2 separate regions of the Mus musculus genome follow, and region 2 is linked to region 1. Evidence: chromatin contacts called from ENCODE Hi-C or POLR2A ChIA-PET data. All regions are on one chromosome and are shown on one strand. The core of a region is the stretch at or near the end of the contact, and the rest is flanking DNA. Distances in the headings are between cores, read along the strand shown. Region 1 has its middle 4.5 kb from the start of Mir23a. Region 2 holds the start of Mri1 (methylthioribose-1-phosphate isomerase 1).

Region 1 (3,434 bases), core at 405-2,904:
GCTCTGTGGCAAAGTCTCTGTCTGCAAGAAAGCAAAAATGAATCATTTCAGAGCTCGAGATGATGTGACATGACAGCAGACTGCAGACGTGTAATCCCTATATCTAGGACAGGGGTAAAAAGATCTCAATTTAGAAGCCAGCCTGGGCTACCAAGACATGGTGTGTCTCAAAAAGAAAGGGCTAGAGATGGCTCAGCACTTGCTGCTCTTCCGGGGGTTCCAGGTTCAATATCCAGCACCTACATAGTGGCTAACAACTATCTCCAACTTTAGTTCTAGGGATCCTGACACTTTTTTCTGAACTCTGCAGACATACATGCAGACAAAACATCTGCACACGGAAATAATTGTTGTTTTGGTTTGGTTTTGTTTTTTTGAGACAGGGTTTCTTTGTGTAGCCATGGCTATAGCCCTGGCTGTCCTTGGCACTCACTTTGTAGACCAGGCTGCCCTCGAACTCAGAAATCCACCTGTTTCTGCCTCCCAAGTGCTAGGATTAAAGGTGTGCGCCACCACACCCGGTGAAATAATTTTTAATTAAAAAAAAAAAAAGCAACAAGGGGTAAGGCTCAATGGCAGCTGCTGGCCTAGCACACTGACTGGGCTTGGCTTCACCCCCAGTACCATATCAAGGAAGTGTGGTGGTTTATACACATGTTCCCAGCACTCCGCAGGCATTAGCAGGTATGTCTCAGGAAGTTTAAGGCCAGCCTGGTCTACAGAGGAAGTTCCAGGACAGCCAGGACTACACAGAGAAAGCCTGTCTAGGAAAAACAAAATAAAAATAAAAACAAGAAATGTGTCTACAGAGCAAGCTGGAGGGCAACCTGGGATACATGAGACTCTAAAAAAGATAAGTTTAGGGCTAGAGAGATGGCTCAGCGGGTAAGAGCACTGACTGCCCTTCCGAAGGTCCTGAGTTCAAATCCTAGCCACCACATGGTAGCTCACAACCATCCGTAATGAGATCTAACACCCTCTTCTGGAGTGTCTAAAGACAGCTACAGCGTACTTACATATAATAATAAATCTTAAAAAAAAAAAAAGAAAACAAGTTCAGGGCTGGAAAGATGACTCAATAGTTTAGACTGCATATTGCTTTCTGAGAACCTGAATTTGGTTTCCCGGCTCACATGTGGCGCCCTCTTCTGGACCCTTTAGGCACCTACACATACATGCACATACCCAACACATACACAAAAGTAAAAAAATAAGTCTTAAAAAAAAAGAAAATCTCTACTTCCCAATAATTGGAAGAGTTCCTGGGTGACATCAAGGACAGAAGCATTCAGTCATATCAGGCAGTGACAGGCAGGACAGTGGATTTAACGTCTAGATCTGGCATCACCGATGTCTGAGGAATGAGGAATAAGGATTGAGATATTCTGATGTGTCTTCCCCAGTACGCGTGCTTACACACACACACACACACACACACACACAGTCTCCAGCCCCAATCCACCTCTGTCTCTTTGGGTTCTGGGGGCAGCCCAGGTCCACAGGCTGACCAGCCTCCCCAATCACCTCCGGAAGTGAGACAGCATATTCGTCCCAGGGACCAGAACGGGAAGGGCGGCCATTTGGCCAGGCTGGTTTCCTGTGGGGTTTCCCCTACAAAGAGCCCAAGGCTGCAGCCAAGGCCACTCCCATCCTCACACACACCAGAGGTCTGTGTCTGGCGTGGAGGGGGCATTACCACGCAGGTGTCCAGGAGCTGGGACACCCTGTACTGACTCTTAGTCTCACAGGGAGACTCAAAGGGACAGAAGTCCTGGAGCTGGAGGGCTTGAGAAACAGGGCGGGGGGCCTTGGGCTGTGGTATCCCAGTCAGTTAAATTAGCACACACAGCCTTCAAGCCCTCGGCATCCCTGGAGGACCCACAGTGAACCCCAAGAAAGAACCAGGGCAGAGGCCCTCCGGTCGTCCCCAACCCTGATCCTCAAATACTTTCCACTCTCGCGAAGCAGCGAGGATCGGAAAATACCAAGGGCTGCAGTCTCCGCCCAGCTCCGCCCCCGCCCCAGCCACCAGCGCTCGCTAATGGCCCACTCTTCCCAGGAGCTGGGCGGCTGGGTTGGGGCCAACCCGACCTGCGGCACAGATGCCTGCCCTCCACGTCCGTCCCCACGCAGGAACCAGACAACCCGCCCGGGTTGGGGGGCAGGGCATAGGCAAGTGGGTGGGCCTAGTGCCTAGCCGCGAGTGGAGGGGGCGCAGGAAGGGGTGAGGGAGGGCTGAATCACTTGGTATAAATAGGCAAAGACGACAGCCACGTCCCACCCTCGCTGCCCGCCAGCCACACAGTCCAACAACCAGATCCCCCACTCTATTCCTTAACATTCTGTTTGCGGTGCTGGGTTCCCCTCAAGCCAATCAGTGCTCCCAGGGTGAAGTTCATCCCAGGTCCTGGCCTGGCCTGGGACTGGAGATAGGAGCGCTGACCTCCATCACCCACTGTCTTCTGGAAGGCTTGGCTCACTCCCTTAACTCCGCAAAACTTCCAGGAACCAGCCAGGCATTGTGAGGCGTCTCTGTCAGTCTACCATTCAGGAGGCTGAGCCAGGAGGACTGCCATGTGTTCAAGACCGCGGTAGGCTATGAAATGAGACTGTGTCTCGACCCCCAAAGTTGACTGTGGGTAGAGAGTGCTTGGCTATTTTGCTGGAAGCATGGAGTCAGCAGGTCCCATCTTAAAGCAGAAACCCTTCATCATGGTGCACACAAGTAAGCCTAGCATTCAGGAGGTGGAGGCCTAAGGACCAGTTCAAGGACATCCTGGACTACTTATCCAGTTCCAGGCCAGCATGGACTACATTACATTAGATCATGCCTCAAAAACTTTTATTAATAGATCGATAATTATTATTATTCCCAGGCCCAAAGCTTAGGGTTCCAGAGCCCCAAATGTACACAGGAGACAAAAGGGAGGTATCACCGGGCATCCCAGATTTGCTCCCCCGAGTCCCTCAAGGCCCATGTGCCCATCCTGCCACCCAGCCCTGCTCTGCCCAGGGCCACAGCTCAGTAGCCACACCCAGGGTGGCGCCAGTTCTAGCTCCAGCAGCCTGAGGCAAGGCGCCGCTCGAGTGTGACTCAGCCATGCCCGGCATGATGCTGTCCTTCCCTACCCAAGAATTCTCACGCCCACGCCACCACCCTCAATCCTTCCCCATGGCCAGCTAGGAAGACACACCTCCATGTCCACTGAGGACATTCAACACAGGATATGAGGAGACCTCAGCACCCTATGGGAGACTAGAGAGTGTGCTCTGTTCCACTGCATCTCCAAAAGTTCCCATTCACAGATGGAAAAACTGAGGCGGCAGAGACAATCCCAGGAATGTCTACACTCTCTCCATAAAGACAAGGCCGCCTGAGCTGGAGTTGGTGGCCCATGCCCATAACCCTAGCACTTGAGAGTTGCAGGAAAGAG
Region 2 (3,493 bases), core at 417-2,916, 53 kb before region 1:
TGCTCTGTGCCCACTCTGCCCCTGAACTTCTGGCCCTTGTCCAATGCTCCCTTTTCCCTACAGCTTATGAGGACAAGCAGCGAATGAAGCGGACAGAGATCATCCACCGCTCTTGGTTCCCCTCAGCCCAGGGACCCAGTGCTAGCAGCAGCAAAGCTAGCAGCGTCCTGAAGAAGCTGTGCCAGGGCCGCAGACCACCCCCCAGCAGCACAGGCACGGTGGGGGACCTGGGCATAGTGAGGAGAAAGTCTCGAGACGTTCCAGAAAGTCCTCAGTGTGCAGCAGACAACTCCTTGTCAGAAGAACAAAGAAGGCCACCAGGAACCACCCAGGGTAGCAAGACACTTGAAGAGGCAGCAGAAGCATCCAGGACCAGCAAGACATCAGAATCCAAGAGAAACTGTAGTGATCAGGCCTTCCCCCTAGGTTCCTCCCAGGAGGACCTGCTGAACCCCAACACCCCCAATGCCTCCCTGGTGGCTGACTACTCTGACTCAGAGAGCGAGTAAGGGAGTCAGAATTCCAGGACCAGAAGCCATGACGCGTCCAGACCTTAGGGACTGGCACATTGCTGCCAGCCCAGATACAGACCTACCTTCCTATACAGATTATTATTTATTTGGTTTTGGTGAGAATGCCTGTGCCTTGATGTAACCCTGATACCTGAGCATTAAAGTGCTGTTCTTTGTCCCTGCCTTGTTTCTAAACTCATCTAGTAGCTGCCCTGCCCTCACTTCCAGCCAACTAAGCAGATGCTGCTGCATCGTTGTGACGGCAGTGTGGCCCCACAAAGCCCGATGAAGGGTTTGAGATACTGACCAAGATTGGCCACGGCCTGGGGTGACGTCCCCTTATGAGGTGTCAAGGACTACATAAGGAAGGTTGAAAGAGGGCCAGGCTGCTGGAGCCAGAGAAATAAAGCTAACGGCAGGCAGGAAGAACATCCAAACTCCATGTCATGGGCTGGTGTGGGTCACTCATAGTGGCCAGCCAGTAGGGATGTTTGTGAAACAACCTCAAAAACACCCTAATCCAGCCAGGCATAGTGGGCAGACAACCGTCATCCTGGCACCCCAGCAATAGAGACAAGGTGTGGTCCAGCTTTAAAATAGGGTTTCTCATGTATCCCTGGCTGTCCTGGAACTCGTTCTGTAACTATTGTGGAGCCAGATTCACAAATATATCTCTACCTCCTGAATGCTGGAATTAAAATCTGAGGTTTATTTTTGTGTGTTTGCATGTTGTGAGTATGTTGTCTCACTGAGGTTTGAAAGAGGGCCTTGAATCCTTTAAAACTAGCGGCAGTCGTGAAGCCTTTGGTCCTCTACAAGAGCAGAATGCACGCCTAACCATTGAGCAATCTCTTCAGGCCCTGAGAATAAACGTCCCTCATGGTGCTTGCTTTTTTTTAAAAAAATGGAGACAAAAGTAGTCCCACGGAAGGTCGTTTGACACGCTGATTAAGCGCTGGGTGTCTGTGAGCCGTGGATAGGCAGAGCTGAGAGTTCCAAGTCATCGCTTCAGTAACGGATGGACGATTTCCGGCAAAAAAATAGCCCCATCACCAAGCATCTTGGAGCTAGAACTCGGCCTTGGGAGAAGTTACAGCCACTCTGGAAGACGCTAATCGCCCGATAACCTAGGAGCGCGTGCGCATGCGCACGCGGCAGGACGCAACTCCGCCCCGCAGCCTGTGCAGGATTCCTCGTGGCCCTGCAGGGTAGGCAACATGACACTGGAAGCGATCCGCTACTCGCCCGGCTCGCTGCAGATCCTCGACCAGCTGCAGCTGCCAGAGCACTGCCACTATGAGGCACTGAGCTCCGTGCAGCAGGCTAGTGAAGCCATCCGCGCCATGAAGGTGCGCGGAGCCCCGGCCATCGCGCTGGTCGGCTGCCTCAGCCTGGCCGTGGAGCTGCGGGCCGGCGCCGGCGGTCCCGGACTCGCTGCTCTGGTGGCCTTCGTGCGAGACCAGCTGCGCCTCTTAGTCGCCGCCCGGCCCACCGCTGTCAACATGGCCCGCGCCGCCCGCGATCTGGGTCAAGTGGCAGCCCAGGAGGCGGAACGAGAGGGTGCCACTGAAGAGACCGTGCGGGAAAGGTACGGGATCCTGGACCAGTCTTGTGTGCTCTGCCCAGCTTTCCTCTCTACCATTTTCTTTCCCATCCCACTTCCGGTCCAGCCACTTGGTTCTTACTGCTTTTCTGTTGCACCGGTACGGCTCCTGCCTGTGGCTGAGACTAGAGTCTAGAGCATTAAAGCACTGGAGTTAGAACTTCATCTCCAGGTTCCTGCTCCTTCCCCTCCCCTTCTGTAAAAACACCTTGTCCCTGATTCTGCCCCTTCCTGTTCATCAACTGCCTCTCCCACCATGACGTCATCATCACAGAGGTAAAGGGTTTCCTCCTGTTTACTGCTGTGCGTCAGCCCCAGCTCCTGGCTCACTTATATTAGTGATCAGAGTGGAAGTGTCCTCAGGCTCTCAGAACCCCACCTCACCTTTAAAGGGCGGCCCCTTCAAAGTTAGCCAGCTCCCTTCCAACAGTGCTAAGAGCTTCTTCTGTCCCCAGAGTGATCCGCTTCGCCGAGGATATGTTGGAGAAGGACCTCAAAGACAACCGGAGCATCGGGGACTTGGGAGCCCGCCATCTCCTAGAGCAGACCAACCCCAGGGGTGGCAAGGTGACCGTGCTGACCCACTGTAACACGGGTGCTCTGGCCACTGCTGGCTATGGTACAGCGTTAGGTGAGGAGGCACCTTCAATTGTTAGGGCATGGGACATGTTATGGGATGCAAGGCAAAGCAACTGGAGCTGGGGGTGTAGTTCAGTGGCAAGAGTACTTGCTTAGCTAGGGCTGGCTCAGCAGCTTAAAAGTATGGACCCCTCTTGCAAAGACCTATTAAGTTCTCAGCACCCACAGTAACTACCTGCAGCACCCTCTTCTGGCCTCCACGAGCACATGCCCTTACATGCATAGAGACACACATGTACATAATTAAAAATAAACACTAGGGCTGGAGAGATGGCTCAGTGGTAAAGAGCATTGACTGCTCTTTCAAAAATCCTGAGTTCAATTCCCAGCAACCACATGGTGGCTCACAACCCGTCTGTAATGGGATCTGATGCCTTCTTCTGGTGTGTCTGAAGACAGCAACGGTGATGTATTCATATGCATAAAATACATAAATAAATCTTTAAAAATAAAAATAAATACTTTAAAAGAGTACATACTTAGCTTAGAATACACAAAATCCAGGATTTAGTCCCCAAAACTCAAATGAAGAAACTACTTCAACCACAGAAGTGTAAATATTAGTTTTGTTTTGATTTTTCAAATCATATTTTGTGTATACCTGCTGTGCATATGTGTACCATGCATGTACATTGTGCCCAGAGGACAGAAGATGGTTTTGGATCCCCTGAAGCTAGAGTTACAGATGATTATGAGCCACCATGTGGGTATTGGGAACCAAACCCAGGTCCTCTGTAAG

What was found. Hi-C counts contacts between places; a loop is a spot of excess contacts on that map. ChIA-PET counts read pairs that join two places held with the same protein, here RNA polymerase II (POLR2A).
Region 2: POLR2A ChIA-PET joins it to region 1 with 47 read pairs in Patski. The contact joins the promoter of Mri1 here to the enhancer-like site in region 1. A Hi-C loop is called at or near these places in 2 of 37 maps with a recorded cell type or tissue (adrenal gland and heart). POLR2A ChIA-PET finds 5 or more read pairs at or near these places in 3 of 5 experiments (Patski and embryonic stem cell).

What each region holds. Positions count from the first base shown.
Region 1 is chr8:84,202,336-84,205,769 of GRCm38, reverse strand. No RefSeq gene overlaps it. Among named protein-coding and RNA genes, the nearest start is that of Mir23a, 4.5 kb to the left of the region's middle. Within about 2 kb of position 1,654, at least 1 of the 3 ENCODE cell types and tissues checked has a DNase peak (open chromatin) inside an H3K27ac peak, as active enhancers do; it is heart, where a contact is called at or near this core.
Region 2 is chr8:84,255,497-84,258,989 of GRCm38, reverse strand. It overlaps Mri1 (methylthioribose-1-phosphate isomerase 1), which reads left to right and starts at 1,666. Exons shown (of 5, transcript NM_026423.4): 1 at 1,666-2,100; 2 at 2,571-2,746. The coding sequence starts at 1,730. Ccdc130 (coiled-coil domain containing 130) reads left to right here. Exons shown (of 10, transcript NM_026350.3): 10 at 64-1,223. The coding sequence ends at 509.